Linked DNA regions of Homo sapiens: regions 1, 2, 3 and 4 are each linked to region 5. A link is a contact called in ENCODE Hi-C or POLR2A ChIA-PET data. All regions are on one chromosome and are shown on one strand. The core of a region is the stretch at or near the end of the contact, and the rest is flanking DNA. Distances in the headings are between cores, read along the strand shown. Region 1 has its middle 530 kb from the start of LINC01966. Region 2 overlaps LOC100505498 (a long non-coding RNA gene). Region 3 overlaps ARHGAP15 (Rho GTPase activating protein 15). Region 4 overlaps ARHGAP15 (Rho GTPase activating protein 15). Region 5 holds the start of ZEB2-AS1 (ZEB2 antisense RNA 1).

Region 1 (3,449 bases), core at 699-3,198, 890 kb after region 5:
GTGCTATGAAATTATTTTCAAATGATGCAATAATAAAATTTAGTGAAAAGATCTCAGGATTATTTTATTATCTTGTCATTGTACAATTAAAGAAAGTTGGAGGTATAAAAACTAAGTGACTTACTCTAGATGTCAAAATTGCTTATTTACAAGATTGAGACCAGAATCCAGAGATCTTTACATGCCATCCAAGGAGTAAAAATGATTCAGATAGTGAATTTTTCCTGCTTATTTGGTATGTAAAGACTGGTATTTTAAATATTAAATTTCATGTCATGACCTCCTTAGCACATCACTCTCCTAGAGTAACTTACCATGGACAATGGATTGTAAAAATCAATGAAAAACATGAAGATAACTGGTAGAACACAGGTTACACAGCCATTCTTACACAAGTGAAAATGATTTGTTTATAGCTTACTCCTTGGTTTCTTGGAATTTTCTTTTTAAAAAGGCAACAAGTATTTGTACTATCAGTTAGACTTAAAAAAACATTCTTCAGAAAGAGAAAATGTATTTGTGAAATCCATTTAGTAAAGTTGAGTGTTTTGAAGGATGTTGCTGTCATCACTATGGGCCATTTGCTAATTCCCAAGAATGTGTATATAGCAAAATGTCTCTGCCTGAGGCAGTCCCTCCTAATGTTGGAGCCAAATCAGTGGAATGGATTGGATACACATAAATGTTTTGTCACCTTTCTAGTACCGGAGAGCTTAAATTGCTGAATCTTTCATTCCCTTTCGTGGCTGAGAAATGTGTGTTCTTTATTATGAAGGGTTTAGGGATTGCATACTGTGTAATAGCTCAGATGAGTGAAAACAAATTTAAATATCAGCAATGCACTGACTTATACTTTACATGTTGCAAATACTCTTAGAAACAGTATGGGGCCTTATTAAGTTTGAACCTCAGGTCTTTCAACTTCCCTGAGAAAAGAGAACAAATGGTAACTGCATGAGAAAATAAGTAACTAACGTTTGTGATTTCCCACTTCAGCTCAAGCCCAGATATTTTTGTCAGTTGTTAATTACAGTCATATTTCTCTAAAGCATTTTCTTTTTTAAGGATTAAAAAAAGGAGAGAAGAATTTCAAGAAGAAAGGCTACACCATGCGATACAGGTTCACATTTCTCTGAGTGGAGAGGAACGCATTGGGGTGAAGGTGATAGGCAGGGCCACTTGCTGGAGAACGGGGAGCTAGCACTTAGATAGAGTTGATAGAAGTGGAAATCAGACTGGGATAAAGTCAAGAGGTAGGGCTAGATCAAGATTCAAAGCAGAAAATGGCAAGAACTCTGGCTTGACAGTAGGGATGTCACAGGGGAGAGATGAGATGAAAACATGGTGGGATGCAGTTATGTTCATTAGGCCAAGAAAACGTGTTCAATATCAAATTCAGTGCTCTTCTCTTTTTCCAGATACTTGTATACGATTGTTTATTAATTCCCTGTGTCTCTAATATTGTGGATCTTCTTCCTGTAACTCATACAACTAGCAGATTTCTGGCTTAAAGACAGAAAGGAAGGGTAGCATTTTTACATGAGGAGGGATTAAGGCAGAGAGAAGTAAATTAATTGAAGTTCCTATAATTAAATTACTAATGGTATCTGCATTAGGGTCACATTTCCTACCCCTTCATCCTGTATTATTTCTAGAATCTTTACACTGGAATTGACCACAGAGCATTGCACTGGATTTGACCACAGAGGTCATTTAGTCCAGAATTTTATCATTTGGTCCACCTTTCCTTGGAGATTAAACTAATGAGCTGGCATTGCACCCACCCACCTTGGCTTTATCCTGATAATTCCTCTCAGGGTGAGTGGTAGTTCCCATGGAGAACACTAAGCAGGTGGTTTTGTTGCACAGTGAGCCCTGGGCTTCCCTGAAATGCCCTGAAGTGTCAGTTACTGTTTTGATTGCTTTTTCATTTTTCTATCCAGACACTTGTTGACAGGAAACTCTGTGGCCACCATTCATTGCATTTAAGAAATCAAACAACCACAAACTGTCACTGTCACTTTCATTTCCTGTCATCATTCATTTTCTTGAGCTGCTGCTAGTTTATCAGTGTAGCTGGATGTCCCGTGCTCCTGGGCATTGGGGAGGAAAGACTGTAGGTATGTGCAGGTGCTGAAAAAAGATGTGAGAGGAACGCAATAAACACTTGCAGCCTCGCTCCTGGCTTTCCGTTTATGTCATTCACCTGTGGGTTTAGAAACGTTTTCTGTTTCTAGGATCAAATGGAAATCCCAGCCTTATTGCTGTAGGATTTTCTTAATCCTTCCACAGTAGTTAAAGACTCTCCCTAGCTTCACTTTGTTTGTTGTAGCTTGTGTAGGAGTGATGCAAGGCAGGCTTAACTGCTTCCATCAGCAGCTCCAGGAGGAAGTTTTGTGATGGTAAGAATTGGATTTTGTTGTCCTTCACAAGGACCTTTCTCCCAGCTGTTTCTATATAAATGTACGTCTCTATAGCTCAGAGAACTATCAGGAAACAGGTGTTTTTCCATTAATAGCCAAGATGCATCAAAGGAAGGAGAAGGTACAGCAGTATGTGAAAATCAGGTGGTCCACGGTTGAATACTTTGTACACAATAACTAATCACTCAAAGCTTATATCTATTTATAATAAAGTCTATAATTACAAGCCAGGTGGCTGTGGTTAGGAGATTGTGGGGTTTTTGAACAGGTTACTTGACTCGCCATTACAGCTTTAGAGGAGATATGTCCACCTGGGTAGTGGGTGATGTGGCACGTGTTTGCCTATAAACAGCACACATGTGCTCTGCCTTAGCTTCTTTTCAGCTGTCTTCCGAGTCTGTGTGCATCAAAGTTGTATTCTACAAATCTCCTTGCTTACTGGCAAATATAATAGCCAGAAAATTTTACAAAAGTTCTATGGGCTTTGAGTTCAGAAGTTTTGCTATACTTTTTCCTGAAGAATATTATGTACAACTGATATAAATTGGAGTTTGCTGATGCAGTATTTTGAAGTCTAAGATGTCATCTGGCCAGTTGACTCTAACTATGGAGTCTTCATTTTTTCCTTACCATGTGCTTCAGAATTCATAAGAGATGATTTGAATAGTGATATAATGACCATGACATATTGTAAAAGTGAAGTTATGAGTAATTTGTTAATTATTTATTGAGTATCTCTTATAACCAGTGACACTTTTAAGGGCTGTGGGGTATATAAATAAGTGTAGGAGATGGTTCCTCTACTGAAAGAACTCTTTTCTCAACTGGGAAGATATGATTCAAAGAGAAAACGTTGCCGCTACTACGTATTCTATCACTTGCTCAGACAATATGTGCTAAAGGTAGTAAGATATGTGGGATTATTATGCAAGGAGATTGTATTTAAAGCTTCATGAAGAAGGTGAGATTAGAAAGATGAAATTAACAGGTAAAAAGAACAATAAAGGGCATTTGGGTGTGGTGATT
Region 2 (3,387 bases), core at 386-2,885, 640 kb after region 5:
CTGACATCTACTTTTGTTGTTATGGGTATTAGTACATCAAAATCGTGCTTGTTTAGCCTAGTAAGTAAATTATACAATCGTGGTTCATATTTGTTTGTTTCCAAGGATAAAAGAAACAAATACAGTAAGTTTGGAACGTACTAGGCCCACAGTTGATGGAGTGGCCAAATGAATAAAGGTCTGCTTCCTTCTTTTACTTATGTCTGCACTCTAGCTGAAACAAAGGGTGAATTTAAGGTAAATCACATGACTTAGTAAAGCTCCTTAGCCCTTTAAAGGCACCTTACAGATCCATGCTCTAACTTCTGGCTTGGCCCTTTTAGACTATTGCCACCTCTCACATGCCCCCTTTAAGTAGAAAAAAGAGCAAAAAAATGCCTGAGACAACTGTGAAATATTTTGCAAGATTTTAATATTAACTGAAGCAAACTTTCATTCCCTTTGTTTAGCAGCCAGCTGTAGCTGACACAAATGTATGTTGCTAGCTGTGAGCCTGCCCTGAGCATGAGATTTTATAGAAGGGTTTATTTATGGCTAATTTCTTTATCTTTATATTGAATATAATACTTGCTAGTATCTTTCAGCTTGTAATTATTTTGCTTCACATCAAAGAACAACATTAGAAATTAAAGTCCATTCACTGTCATGTATGATTCATAGCCTATGTTATAGATCTTATGAAAGAGGCTCATTTTTCTTTCTTTCCCAGACCTCCTCCCCTCTTCCCTCTGTTCCCTGCAGCCTAATACCCCCACTTCACATTGTTCAGTTCTTTGGGGATTAGTAAGATATACTAATATTTATTTATCACCAATATATAAATGTCAAGGAAAGAAACTTTTTCCTGCCCACTAGCCTGATCCATAATCCAAGGGAACCTTAGTGTCTTTGGCCTCAGCATAATCTTTTACTATGAGATTGTTTATGTTGACTTCCTGAGGCCCTTGCTGAATAAGAACAACATACTTGGTACCAAGATGTTTCACTTTCTACTCCTTAGAGTGGAATCCTATAGCACTGTGGAACTTATAAATAATTGAGTTATTTTTAAACCACTGGATGTTTTCCAGTCACTCTATTTCACACTGGATTAATTATGTAAGAAAACTGAATTGTTCCTCATCAGTGTTACAACTTTTAAAAACAACATGCTGTTTAAATTCGGGTTTGGCAACTCTGGCCTGAGCCCCCTCAAATTTATGGCACCACACCCATAACATAATAAAACCTTTAGTGGTCCTTTGTCTTTTAGCTTTCCTTCTATTTTTTCTCAAGGGTGTTTTATGCTGGAAGATGCAAAAAAAAGTTGTCCAGATGTTATTTGTATCAGAGCAGGATTTCAGTCCAGCTATCTGCGGTTGCAAATGTTTATTTTAATGGGTTATTGTGCAATCCTTGCTGTGTAGACCTTCATGGCCTTATATGCATGTTCTCAGCAATGCCAGGACATTGTTTTTTAAAATATATCATTTTAGTCCAGTTGAATGATTAGTAGTCACTAGGGGAGCAAAAAATATAACACCTGTAGAAACACAGATAATATTTTTGTCAATGCCCCTATGTTGACATTGTGCAAAACTGCCTGATTATGAAATCATGACCAATGGGCTTTAGGTAAGCAGGAGGAAGGTGTGGTCCAAGCCCTAGCAACAGCCCCAGCCCTCTGAGACTAAGTTACATGGCTGCAGTAAACATGCCAAGGGTGTCGGAAAGAAGCCCAGCTGCTGCCCCATGCAGTTTGATGGAATGAAGGAAGAGCTTAGCTAAGTCACCATGGTGTGAGCAGCAAGTTTATTTTAGCTATTACAACAAGCACAGGGCTGGGCTTATTATTCATTTTTAGAATTCTAATAAAATCTTAACTATGTTTCCTTGATACTAAAGTAAATTGTTTACTCTGTATCTAAAAACAAATATTATACCCAATGTACCAATTAGCAGTGAAGAATTTCTAGTCCTTAAAATTAATTTTGAAAAGAAATTACATCATGTAGAAATGGATTTGATTTTTAAGAAAGTGCTAAATTTTAGAGTTATTAGTTTTCTCTGAGAACTTATTTAAAATCAAAGGTTGCTTAGAGTAATCATGTAGTGGACTCATTTATTGCTGTAAAAGAAAAACCAACAAAACAACAAAAAGGCAAATTTAAAAGCCCTTAAAATTTAAACTTGCAGTTAGAAAGGATCCCTAAGAAGAAGATTATTCTAGACATTTAACATCAAGGACTAATAAAGCCTCACACTAAAAGTTTTATTAAGCATTTTTGATAGACATGGTAAGCGGATGCTAAAATATTTAGTTCAAAATACATGTTGGAGACAGTCTTTTATTAATCAGTTTTGAAGTCAATTAAATATTGGTATAGTTTTCATAGGTATAAGCAGCCCTAATAAGATTTGGTGATTCAGAAATTAGAGTTTATTATAAGGAAAAGTTTTTTTTCATATTTTAGAAACAGATTTTAGGTTATTTCATATGATATCATGTGTATGCCATTCATCATTATAATAATAGCACTGCCCTATATTTGTCTAATAGTTTATAGTATAGAAAGTATTTTAAAATTAACTCATGTCTTTATAGCATTGCATATCTTATGGTGTCATACTTTTATCACTCCCCAGAGTTAGAAATATCCTCGAACCATGCTTGTTCTTCACAGGTGTGGATACAATGCTATTTCTGTGAGATTTTCCCCCATGCACTCACATTGTTTATTGCTCCTACAGATCAAGGGCTAGAACAGAGCCAACACATAAGCTACTCATATGTTGCATTCATATTCTGAATTATAGGACTTGTGTAAACTATTAAATAATCTCTTTAATTTGTCTACTAAGATTGCATGTAAAAACAGTTAAATATGGCAAATTTGGCTAAAGAGAACACCAGAAGAGAAGAAATGCATGCTGTCGCTTTCTCTTTCTGCCTAGGAGGATCTAACTATCACTGTAGTTGAAGCCCTGTGAATGCAAATGCTTGGTGTCTTAGTTTGGGTTTCCCCAGAAGCTGAACTAGACATAAGGGCACGAGGGCAAGCAGTTTATTTGGGAGGTGCAGGAAACACTAGTTGAGGGTGGTAGGGGAGAGGCCCAGGGCAGTGAAGTCATCCATTAAAGAGTGCTTTATTAAGCTAGCTATCACTGTGTGTGGCTGGAGCTTAATCCTGCAGGGGACCTCTGGAATATAGTAGAAAACACACACCTCAGAATGACCCCATCTGAGAGGTGAGAAAGTTGAGATATTTACATACCACCTCCTGAGACTCACTGTATGAAGACTTATTGGATAGGGGTGGGGGAAGAGAGTGGCAGTGGTGATGGTGTGTTCATGTTTGGTATTTCTGAGCTGACATGTGTGCACAGAGTAGCTTTCTTTGGTCCAGA
Region 3 (3,882 bases), core at 1,362-3,861, 790 kb before region 5:
GGTTGTCTACACAGCCTGGATTCAATAAACTGTTATATATGCATATTATGACAATGTGGTCAAGGAAACCAGATTTTTTTTACTCTACCTTCAAATGCCTATGGAGCCTAAATCTGGTGCTTATTTTTCTTGTCCTCATTCAATATGTTAACATATTCATAATTTGACACAGGTTACGTTTGTTTTATAATTAAAGTTATGGAGTTAGCTGGAAAAGCATTCAGACTATACTGAATTTTTTAAAAATGTGTATCTTTTTTCTATATTATACTGCAGTGTTCAATGTGAATCTGAAGTCTGGATAATCCCAGACTGTGTTAGTTTGCTAGGGCAGCCATAACACAATACGACACACCAGGCGGCTTAAAAAGCAGCCATTTATGTTCTCACACTTCTGGAGGCTGGAAGTCCAAGGTCAAGATATCAGCAGGTTTGTTTTATTCTGAGGTCTCTCCCCTTGGCTTGCACATGGCCACCTTCTTGCTGTTTTACCCTTCACGTGGTTTTACTTTTGTGCTTTTTTTCCCTGGTGTCTCTCTGCGAGTCTAAATTTCCTCTTTCTATAAGGACATCAGTCAAATTGGATTAAAATCCACCCTAATGGCCTTATTTTTAACTTAATGACCTTTTTAAAGGCCCAGTCTCCAAATGCAGTCACATTCTGAGCTAACGGTAGCTGGTGCCTTATCATATAAATTGGGGTGGGGTTAGGTGGGATAACTCAGCCCATATCACACACAAAGGGTATATTCACATCCAAGCTGTTGACATGCCCCGTACCAATGATGTATTTATTTGAGCCCCAAACTAAAACCTAAATTAATATTTGTAAGTCTGGAGTATTCTTCTAGTATGATTTTTCAGTCACATCCTCTATGGGAATGAAACAATGATGACTTTGTAAGGTTTAGGGGAACAAGCAGCAGCATGACTCTTCTCATACCTTCTTGCTAGACTGGAAGGAAGCAGTTCCTGTGTACAGTAAGTGTTACCACAGTGCCCGACCGAGCCCCACCCCGCCTTCAGGGACCCCGGTCTAGAGGCATAAGTGCCTCCCTCTCCATTACTGCCGCCCTCCATTAGGAGCAGATAATGCGTGAGCTACCACTCTCACAATAAAACATTGCACTTACACCACACCTTTCAACTCAGCATTTCCAAATGCTTGAAAAATCATTATTATTTTTATTATTTATTTGTGGAATCCCAGCAGTCTACTCAGCACTGGGAAGTGCAGTGAAAGCCACAGAGCTATGGTCTCAGTTACGCAGACTTAAACCGACACTCAAGTTTCCTCCGCGATGTACCAGTAAAAAGTCTGAAGGTGGACGTTTTTGCATGTGCATGCATAGCAAGAAAAAAAGTGAAAAGGCAATTTAGGTCTGAGTTACCCCTGCGGCTCACATACCTGAGAAAAGAGCCATTTGTTAGTATTGTTCTGATAAATGAAGGACCCAAGCAAGAACAAAGCAAGAAAGCAAACACAGTTTTAGACCCTACAGCTCAGAAAATGGAAATGCATTTCCCTAATCAAGGGCATCTACAATAACACTTTTAAAAGGATTATTAAGCAATGCAGGAAGTAGAAATCAATCAGGCTCTGCTTGTTGTTCACTGGTCATTATTTCCTGGGTCAAATCTGCTTGACATTCAATTTAATACAGTCTTTCATCAAGTCAAAAGGCCTTAGAGAGAAACTTTCACTGGCCACCCACATTTTCAGCAGGGCTGTTGCCTGGTCCGATTCACTTTTGTTTTCCAAGTCTTTACCATCATTGCATATTACGCCTACTTCTATTGAAACAGCTACTGCTTTTGATGATTTCCACAGTGGTGAACATATATTGTTCATCCCTGTAATGCTAGAAGCTGGTCCAGTGCTTGGCATGTAGTAGGTGCTCAATAAATATGAGATCTGTGAAAAACAAATTTTCACCTTACAAAGGCATTCTCAAAATGAATTTGACACATCCTGCTCTCTCTACAAAGTTACAAGCTAAGATAGATCACAGCAAAGCAGAGATATTGCAGACACAGATTGAAAACCAAGTGAAATAATGATTTAGATTGCCTTAAATCAAAGTGACTAAATGCATTTTTAGAAAGTACATGTTGAAAGTTATCTTGACTAGTCTTCCATTTAGCCAGGAAGTTTTCTGGAAGAAGTATAAGTTTAGGGATTTTTTGTGAGGTGAGAGGGAGAAATCATAAATAAGTATGTGTTCTAGAAAGTGGGGTAAGACCACAGAGGAGTCCTAAAGGTATTAATAGAGGTCAGGAATTGGACTTTAGAAAAACAGAAGAGGCAAGGAATTGAGAACAGAGGAAAATCAGATTACTTGGAGTGTTCTAATGAATGGCTTTCAAAGAAGATAAAGACCACCATATATAGAAAGCTACTTTGAAGATATAAAAGGGTTTGTTAGTAACATGACTGGGCATATACTAGAGTAGAAATTCCAAAATAAGAGCTGCCACAACGCAGCCAAAGTGAGAAGATATTTCTCTGGTCACCTGTGCTTGGTGCCAGCCACCATCCTCTACTGTTCTTCATTGTCCCTAGAGCTGGAGGCTTAGAAAGGCCTAGACACACACTGTAATCGTATGTCTCTTTCAGTTTGCTGGAGAGTGACTCACAAAAGGGTGTTTCCCGTGCTGACACAAAAGTATGCAATATTTCTTTGTCTTTCAAACTGGTAATTCATAAAGACTGTATACTATTCCGTATTGGACAATGTTGAGGCTTAAATATCCTAAGCCCCTTATAAGAAGGATGCTGCAAACATGAGAATAAGGGGTGTCTTCTGAAAATGAGTGAACTAAGCCACTTAGGAAGTTGCTGGCCTCATCTCGAAACCCACCAAATAACAGCAGTACAGCTAGAAATAGAGTTCAAAAGTCAAAAGTGCCTGGCTGCCCTAAAATTTTCTCATTGCATGACTTGGTTCAAGGGGCTTCATTATATTTTGTATTTAGATTTCACACGTTTATATTCCACAGTGCAGTGTCTCTTTAAAAATGTAACTGTTGAGTCTAAAAATCAGGAAGTAGTAAAGTGGCTTCCAGATACATATAGAAGGTTTTTGTTTGGGTGGTGTGTGGGAAGGGGTTGGTTTTGTTTTTAATTTTGTGCAATTTCAGTCCAGTCAACACCTAGAGCACTCCTTTAAAAAAAAAAAAAAAAAAAAAAAAAAGGGAAAAAGGCTTTTTTTTTTTTTTTTTGATTCAGTGTGCACAGAATTTATTGCAGACATCTGGGAGTTTAACCAGAGACATCCAAGAGGCCAGTAGAAGTGGAGCAGCAATAGAGAGTAATAGTTGACTTTTATCCTCATTTTTAAGAGGGAAATGGTCTATTGGTTTTAGAGGTGAAACGCTAGAAAGGAAACTGCTCAATCCTCTCATTTCAAAGATGAGCAAACTTGGGACTTTCCCAAGTCATCTAGCCACTTTGCATGTTCTATAACCCAAATTTACTTTAAATTGTGGAAAGAAAATGGAAATAAACTACCTTGAAGGCATTTGAGCTCCAACTGACTAATTATTCTAGGTCGTTAAATACAGTTAGAGTTGTTAGATTTTCTGGTTTCCAATGGGGGTAATTCCATCACAGAGATTCCTTTTCTATCAAATTGTTGGTGCTTCATTTTCTTAGCTCTGCCTGGTGGTCTCTATTACCTCCATATAAGAAGGCTTTTCTTTTCCACCAAATGAATGAATTTTCTCATCAATTCCAGTCATGCCTCATACATCTCCCTCTCTAGGACTTTCTCCACACTCGTCCCTCCAGTTCAGGTTCCTCTGTGCGCTCTCTGCCTATCCCAGATTCTACCACTTCTTCAGAGGACCTGGCTCAATATCCTGCTCTTTTAGATCTGCTAT
Region 4 (3,716 bases), core at 358-2,857, 810 kb before region 5:
TTACTTAAACCCTCTGCAACCAATTTCCTCATCTGTAAAATGTTGGCTCAGATTGATAAGGTGCTATCCATGTAAATAGCTAAGAGAGGAGTCTTCCAGGAAAAAAAAAAAAAAAAGGCAAATGTAAAGCCCTAGAAGCCCCTAAGAGCTGGAAGTATTTGAAAAGCAGAAATTAAACCCGAACTGCTAGGCCCAAATGTGGAGGCAAGATGGGATCAGGAGCTGAAGTCCCAAGTATCACACTAGCATCAGATCACATAGGTTCTTGTGGTCCACAGTGAGAGATTTGGATTCTATTCTAAATTCAAGGAAGAACCACTGAAGAATGCTACAATTGAGGGAGTGTAAAAGATTGATCTGGCTGCTAAGTGGAGAATGCATTGCAAAGGTGAAGAGAGGAAGACCTAATGGCAGACAACCACAGTAGTACAGGCAGGAGATATTGGTGGCTTGAGTGGAGCCCTCAGAGAGAAATGGGTAGAGATATTGTGGAGATGGATCAGGCTGGACTTGCTGCTGGTTGGGATACCATTGGGAAAGGAAAGGAGAAATCAAGTGTGCAAATTTTGGGTTTCAACTTGGGCAAGTGAAGAAGCGATAGTATCGCAGAGATGGGTAAAACTGCAGAGAGGAACAAGTTGAGTAGGAAAAGCAGGTTTGAGAGCTCTATTTTGGACATGTTAAGTCTGAAATGACTGTTACTCATTTGCCTTCTGTTAACACCTTCTTCAGATAAGGCAGAGTGCAACGCAAGTTATGAGGTTTTAGCTTTCATGATATATGCATAGTAAAATTGAAGCCTGACAGAGGTTCAAATAGATTGAGCAGTTTTGCTTTTGTGAGATTAAATCTCCTTAAACACCTCAATCACTCATAATTTGGGATGAGTCATTCCTACAGATTATTCAACTAATCTATTACATGATTTTTCATTGTGAATGTAATACATGCAATTGCACCCCCCAAAATTAAGCAACAGTGATGCATTTACATTTAAAAACTGAAATCTGCCTACCACTCTTAGCCTGCTGAACAGAAGTAACTAACATTTTTGTATGTATCCTTCCTGACCTGTTCCTAAACACATGCAAACATATGTGTGTATGGTTGCTTCTAATGTTAAAGTACATCATATTGCACATATTATTATACAACTATTTTGTAACTCATATACAGACTTCTATTTCATTAAACAGACTTATCTTATTATTTCTAATGATGTCAATAGTATTTCATGGTATACACAGTCCATAACTTGCTAAACCAGTTCATTGCGTTAGGGAACATGTTTTAATCTGACTCATCATTTTCTGTCTTATTTTACTCTCAAAAGGGGAACTTTATCTTAAAGTTCAGAAAATCTCTTACTATTAGAGTGTTCCTTCTTGTCACTCCCACATACTGGCTACGGTGAGAAATCCAATGTGGTTTAGTGAAAGGATCTTGGGCTTTAAAGAAATAGAAAGAGAGACCTAGAGTCAAATCCTTGCTCTATGCTTTACTCCCATTATGATCTCAGGCAAGTAAAATCGGATTAAATACTATCAACCATATCTTGTGGTTATGAGAATTAAATGAGATAATGCATATAAAACGCCTGGCACAAGGTAAGCATTCCTCAAATGTTAATTCTTTTCCCTTAGGATCCAGACACACCATGAAAGCGGTTTCAAGTTACAAGTAAATACTGGAGTGCTTATCTCAGTAACTTTAACTGGACAAAGTCATAAAACAAATGGAAAAGTATACCCTTTAATGCTATGCAATACCTTGTCTTAAAGTTCTTGAGAAATATCCGTTACTCTGTCCCAATTATTCCCTTTTTTTTCAACTGAAGAAATAGCTATAAAATAAAGAAACTAAGAGTCAGCTAAATCCTCCTTCAAATAAAATAAATAAAACACACAGAAGAGAATCTATCTAGTTAAAAACCTTCAAAGGATGACGATCGTCCATGTCCAGGCCACATAATCCCAGTTTTAACAATTAATGCCTGATCCTGTTTTTTACATCCCAGTTAATTTCCTAATCTTGTCAGAACTTTCATTTAGTTCAATAGAGATGGAAATAGATGTTTTAAATTAAGATTTAAGATCAGATTATTATATCACTTCACAGTATTCACATTTTAAGATTGATTATTATACATGGGAAGAAGTGTTGTTTGCTAGCCACCAACCTTTCTTGGGTGGTATGACTATATTTCACCCTGTACCAATTTATAAACTGGGTTTAATTATGCACGAGTGTGTGCACACAATTATATCTTGTTAAGCATTTTTTTGCTAAGTTTTTGATAAACAGCCAATCGTGGCGTGTCATCAAAGCCTGAGAAGACTAAATAAGAAGATTGTTTAACAGGAATTTAAATATATTCGTGTTTGAAAGAATCATTAGAATGTTTTCCTTAGTCTTAATGCATTTGGTAGTTCTTCAGAAAATCTATCGTCAACCCTTGTATGTAGTGTTTATTCCAAATTGTTGCAAATATATATATTTTGAAGTTTGTTTAGTGAGGGTCAGGGAATGTAATGAAGTGCCAAAAATTCCACTTGACCTACGTACTCTACAGTCAACAGAAAAGCACTCCATTTTTGCAGAGCTCTGAGTTAAATGCACTCCTCAAAGCAGATCAGCTATCAACTGGGAAAGCTTAATGCGGCACAGTTGGACTAGAAGGTAAATGCAAATCCTATCCACAAAAGCCAGAATTTTTAAAGGATTGTGATTATATTAAGCATAAGGTTGCACAATGGCTGCACAGGCTGACTAGTCTCAGAGTCCAGAGTCTTCATTCTTAATCAAACTCAGGGTCAAGTTCTATGCATCTGCTATCATAGCTTAAGACCAGGAATTCGGAATAAGCTATCATCTCAAGATCCCGTCAGCCAGAAACCTTTATTAATAGCCATTTTCACAAACTGACATTACAGTGATAGGCCCTGGAAGGTCCTCTGGTACCTTCTGAATCATCATATAAATGGCAAAACTGTCTCTATAAAATACAAGTGTCAAATGCATTTTCCTATAGCCTGCTTCTTTGGAAAGGCAGAGAGGCAGAGTGAAGATGAAGTTAGTGGGAAGGAGGACCTAGCAAGATGGTTTACTTGCTGATGGATAGTAGCTGGTGGTTGAGAGCCAGTAAAGGGGTTAAATAATAACTAGGGAATCGTTAACCTTTTATGAACCAGAAAATTGCATGATGTGCTCAGTGTTAATGTAAGAGTCATCTGACAGCAGAGTATAGGATGAAAGAGGTAGAAAGAGGAGAGAACCCAGGAGGTCCCAGGGGAGTTGCAATTGGATTGGAGTGATGGACGTCAAAAGGAAAGAAATGGCCAAAATCTTGAGATTTTTCAAAGGAAAAGTCCACACAGTTTTCATTTGTCTCCCATATCCAGTCAGCCATAGAGATACATCTGAGATTTCAATGATAAGTACTTATGAAAATAGTCCCCCTGATAGCATTATTTTTAAAAGCAAAATGAGATATTGTTTAGAAGGGTGCTCTTTTCTCTGTTTTCCAAAAACAGACATGGGAAAGAAGATGACGAGGTTGTAGCAAACTAATGAAATAGGATGAATCCGATTTTGGCAGGTGTGTATTAATCAAGGCCTCTATATGCTGCTGGTTGGGATGGACAGCTAACATATCGGAAAACCCGTATATGCAATGTATCTCGAGAATGCAGACTTTTCAAAGTTTCATACCTTTA
Region 5 (3,584 bases), core at 660-3,159:
CGGCGGTACAGTAAGACCGCTTGACTCAGGGCTAGGCGGACCCTTTCCTTCGAAAAGTCCTCAGCCCCCGGCTCGGGAACTTGGGGTGAGGCGAGGTTTTCTTTTCGTTCTCATCTTTTCTCATCCCCCCACCCCCCAATTCCCAGAGGAAACAAACAAACAAACAACGCGAAACAGCCCCTGGATGAAGCACACTCGGGCAAATTGATAATAGTAATTATAGGAAGCCCACTCGCCCAGCGCCCCCTCCCCTCCCCTTTTGGAGTTTATCGAGGCACTGTCTCTTCCTCCCCCCACCCTCGCCCCCAAATTAAGATTTCCCGTTTTACGCCGCAATGATAAATATAATTATAAGCCTCTTTGGACACTGTCCTTTACCCCACCCCCCCTCGCCACTTTGACAATATTTACTTAAGTATTTCCCCCCACCTCACTCACACACATGCTCCCCCACACTGGTTCCCTTAAATAGTTCCAGTAGAATTTTTTTTTTCCCTTAAGAAAGGAAAGAGAAAGTCCAACCACTACGGCAATACTTTTAAGCTCTACTAAATGATCGTATCCTTTCTGGCTTCGAAACTTTTGTACCTAAAAATCGAGAGAGGCGCTGCATTTTTTCAGTTGAAACTGTCAAAACTTGGAGAAGGGGGACCTCGGAGGCAGGCAGGAGAGGAGGAGAATCCTGAAAACTCGGTGGAGGTTGGGAAGATGCTGTGCCTCGAGGATTAGTTTAAACAGGGGGCTATAAAAGATGTAACAGATGCAAACTGTAACACAAGGGCCATTAACCCTTTCTCTGCCGGGCACACTCAGTCCCCACGCCCCACACCTATTGTCTCCTGTGCTAGAAGCTTTGCAGAAAACCTGGAAAGTGAGTATCAGTTTCCACACATTTGCTGAGAGGGGTGAAGGGAGGGGGGCAGAGAGAAGGGGAAGTGGATATTTTAGAAAGCACCTTAAATTTACCTAGGCATACATAGTAGGAGACTTTTAAGTTTGACATATTTTATCATTTCTTTCCTTGTCCTATTGATTTGAAATTGTTAGGGGAAATCCTGAAATAAAGAAATGGTCACACAAGTGTCTGGGATGAAACAGCTGGCCTGTCTATATTCATCCTGAGACACACGACTGCATATAAATACATGTTTAATAAAGTAAGTTGCTAGTTTTATGGGCATGTGTGTGTGTGAGAGAGAGAGACAGGGCATTTGTGCTGTAAACTTTATCTTTGCCTGTTACTCCTAAGTCTGGAGTTAGTAATCTTGCCTTCATCATTACAGGGGGAGCATGTAAAATATATCAGTAGGTGGGAGATAAACACATTCATGTTAGCCGGGCTCATCACTGTTCCTGGGAACTCCTGCTATCTCTCTCTCGACTTTTCAGTGCCAAAGTATGGAATGGGATATATGTGTGTATGTGTCTTCTATTAAATCCATGTCTATATTACTTTGCCACTAAAAATACAATTTTAAAAGTTATCCTAATTTAAAACCCTGATATCCTGACAGCAGTTTTCTTCCCAGCTGTAGTGCCCCCCCCTCCACTTTGGTAAACGACTCAAGTTCCATGAGGACTTTCACTTCTTTATTTATAATCACAGAAGTGAGGTGTTACTTCACACACATACACACACAAAGAATGAAATAAAGAAATGAAACTCGCTAAGCAGACAAAAACAGACAACTTTCTGCTTAGAAAACAGCCTTCTCGGTGGGAGAGGATGAACTGCCATGTCTAAGAGAAAGACTTGCCCCCGAATTTGTAGGTCTGTAACTGACCAAGTTTTGTAATTATTAACAGGTATTTGCCAAGTCCTAATTGCTGAATATAATGAATTGGAACTAGATGCGAAAATAGAGCAGGACCTCTCCCCTTGATGAGTTTTTATTCCAGCCATATAATTCTCAATAAAACTTTTCCTGGGCTGGATAGCAAAGGACACCTTTGGTTACCTGAATGAACAGGTACAGGGGAAATTATTTGGGGGAGGGAAAAAGGAGAGAAAAGCAAGGAGAGAGAGTGTGAGTGTAAGAGAAAGCGAAGAAGCCACTCTTGAGAAAAGCTTGCCATAAAGGAGCTAAACCCACCTGAAATTCCTACCCACGGACACCCCTTCTCACTTCAGACTCACATCCCCACTCAAAATGAGAAAATTAGAAAAGGAGGATGGAGGACGAGCACACCAAAAAGGGATAAAAAGAGAGAAAAGGGGAGGAAAAAAAACCTACCTGCGAAGTCTTGTTTGTAGTTTTGGCCAGAAATGGTGAGAAGAAAAAGCATGAAGAAGCCGCGAAGTGTGGGGGAGAAAAAGGTGGAAGCGAAGAAACAGCTCCCGGAGCAAACTGTACAAAAACCTCGCCAAGAGTGTCGGGAGGCAGGACCGTTATTCCTGCAGAGCAGGTTAGAACTGATCTCTTTCGGCCACTCCAGGAAACACAAACCTGGGGACGGACTGACGTGTTACGCCTCTTCTAATGACATTTTTTTCTTTTTCTTTTCTGTAGGAGAGAGACGAGAGACCCTGAAACACGCGCCACCTATCTTTGTGGGGAGGGATAATTGAAGCGCCCTGAGCGTGAGCATCATGTGAAAACGTGATCGCCAAGTTTCTCTCTGGGAAAGGATCTGGGATAGATTATACCTTGAAGTCTCCGCAAACGCTTTAGTGGAAGAAATGAAATTCCACCTCCCTCCCTTCCTCCTCTCCCTCCCTTTCGCCTTCGCCTCCCTCCCCCCTCCCTCCCTTCTCCCCCCCTCCACCCCCCCCTCCCCGCCCGTCAAGCCTTTGGCATCATTATCCTCATCACTAAATCCTACAGAGTACAGGGCGGAAAACGGTGCACACCATTCACAGAACTGGAGAACTCCAAGGGGCGAAAGTTAAAGGGAAAGATCCCGGGTCCTCAATCCAGATAGTCTCTTCTTATACAGATATCTCTAATGACCAGATTTGAGATGCACATCAAATTGTGTAGGTATCTCAGTACAGCTTCTGGAACAAAGTTCTCTGCCCTTTCTCTTATTGTTATTTTTTTCTTTTTAGGTACCAGAGCCAGAAAAAAAAATGCTGCATGGGAGCTGCATCTTAGGGCATGTGTATTAGGGTGTGTGCATGATGAATTTCTGGACTGGATCCCAATATTAAAAAGTAGTTTGGCATTTTAATAAAGGGTCTCTAAGTAAATTAAAATAGAACACTCGGTTGGCCGATCTCTGAATCTCTCTACACCTCGGGGAGACCTCACTACAAAGTAAGGGAGAGTGTGTAGGGAGGCAGGAGGAGAAACGAGAAAGGCCATAGAGAAACTTAGCAGGGAAGGGAGAGCATGATATTAAACGGCATGGGGTCTAAGTTTTGGAGTATATATTTTTTGATATTACAATTAAAGTAAGATTAAAAAGAAAAGACTCCACCTTTGCTCTGAAGGGATTGGTTATGCAAATATGGAAGGGATTTCCTGGAGAATACAGCTTTCTACTGTATGGTTAATTAAATAATCACTCAAAAGCTTCCAACGTGACGCTTCTGTCGTAATCCAATCAGGTTACATAGGTCCTAAACAAGAAAGATATTTTCC

The links. Hi-C counts contacts between places; a loop is a spot of excess contacts on that map. ChIA-PET counts read pairs that join two places held with the same protein, here RNA polymerase II (POLR2A). Pooled maps may share reads with other maps.
Region 1: a loop to region 5 is called in a map of OCI-LY7, with 4 times the contacts of the local background. The contact joins the enhancer-like site here to the promoter of ZEB2-AS1 in region 5. A Hi-C loop is called at or near these places in 2 of 168 maps with a recorded cell type or tissue (OCI-LY7 and naive thymus-derived CD4-positive, alpha-beta T cell), 4 of 37 single-sample maps with no recorded cell type and 9 of 50 pooled maps. POLR2A ChIA-PET finds 5 or more read pairs at or near these places in 3 of 52 experiments (A549, BJ and OCI-LY7).
Region 2: a loop to region 5 is called in a map of IMR-90, with 5 times the contacts of the local background. The contact joins the enhancer-like site here to the promoter of ZEB2-AS1 in region 5. A Hi-C loop is called at or near these places in 1 of 168 maps with a recorded cell type or tissue (IMR-90) and 7 of 50 pooled maps. POLR2A ChIA-PET finds 5 or more read pairs at or near these places in 1 of 52 experiments (activated CD4-positive, alpha-beta T cell).
Region 3: a loop to region 5 is called in a map with no recorded cell type, with 11 times the contacts of the local background. The contact joins the enhancer-like site here to the promoter of ZEB2-AS1 in region 5. A Hi-C loop is called at or near these places in 5 of 37 single-sample maps with no recorded cell type and 9 of 50 pooled maps.
Region 4: a pooled map shows a loop between it and region 5 (5-fold over the local background). The contact joins the enhancer-like site here to the promoter of ZEB2-AS1 in region 5. A Hi-C loop is called at or near these places in 2 of 168 maps with a recorded cell type or tissue (IMR-90 and aorta), 3 of 37 single-sample maps with no recorded cell type and 12 of 50 pooled maps.

The regions. Positions count from the first base shown.
Region 1 is chr2:145,409,688-145,413,136 of GRCh38, forward strand. No RefSeq gene overlaps it. Among named protein-coding and RNA genes, the nearest start is that of LINC01966, 530 kb to the left of the region's middle. RefSeq lists an enhancer at 2,553-2,712. Within about 2 kb of position 1,949, at least 3 of the 41 ENCODE cell types and tissues checked have a DNase peak (open chromatin) inside an H3K27ac peak, as active enhancers do; they include OCI-LY7, where a contact is called at or near this core.
Region 2 is chr2:145,156,821-145,160,207 of GRCh38, forward strand. All of the region lies in intron 3 of LOC100505498 (a long non-coding RNA gene), which reads left to right. Among named protein-coding and RNA genes, the nearest start is that of LINC01966, 280 kb to the left of the region's middle. Within about 2 kb of position 1,636, at least 11 of the 41 ENCODE cell types and tissues checked have a DNase peak (open chromatin) inside an H3K27ac peak, as active enhancers do; they include IMR-90, where a contact is called at or near this core.
Region 3 is chr2:143,727,725-143,731,606 of GRCh38, forward strand. The region is part of intron 13 of ARHGAP15 (Rho GTPase activating protein 15); the gene reads left to right. All of the region lies in intron 4 of ARHGAP15-AS1 (ARHGAP15 antisense RNA 1), which reads right to left. Among named protein-coding and RNA genes, the nearest start is that of ARHGAP15-AS1, 46 kb to the right of the region's middle. RefSeq lists an enhancer at 1,190-1,810. Within about 2 kb of position 2,612, at least 2 of the 41 ENCODE cell types and tissues checked have a DNase peak (open chromatin) inside an H3K27ac peak, as active enhancers do.
Region 4 is chr2:143,703,909-143,707,624 of GRCh38, forward strand. The region is part of intron 13 of ARHGAP15 (Rho GTPase activating protein 15); the gene reads left to right. All of the region lies in intron 4 of ARHGAP15-AS1 (ARHGAP15 antisense RNA 1), which reads right to left. Among named protein-coding and RNA genes, the nearest start is that of ARHGAP15-AS1, 70 kb to the right of the region's middle. Within about 2 kb of position 1,608, at least 3 of the 41 ENCODE cell types and tissues checked have a DNase peak (open chromatin) inside an H3K27ac peak, as active enhancers do; they include IMR-90, where a contact is called at or near this core.
Region 5 is chr2:144,517,705-144,521,288 of GRCh38, forward strand. It overlaps ZEB2-AS1 (ZEB2 antisense RNA 1), which reads left to right and starts at 1,910. Exons shown (of 4, transcript NR_040248.2): 1 at 1,910-1,970; 2 at 2,255-2,406; 3 at 2,511-2,581; 4 at 3,050-3,195. ZEB2 (zinc finger E-box binding homeobox 2) reads right to left here and starts at 2,415. Exons shown (of 10, transcript NM_014795.4): 1 at 2,235-2,415. RefSeq lists an enhancer at 1-145.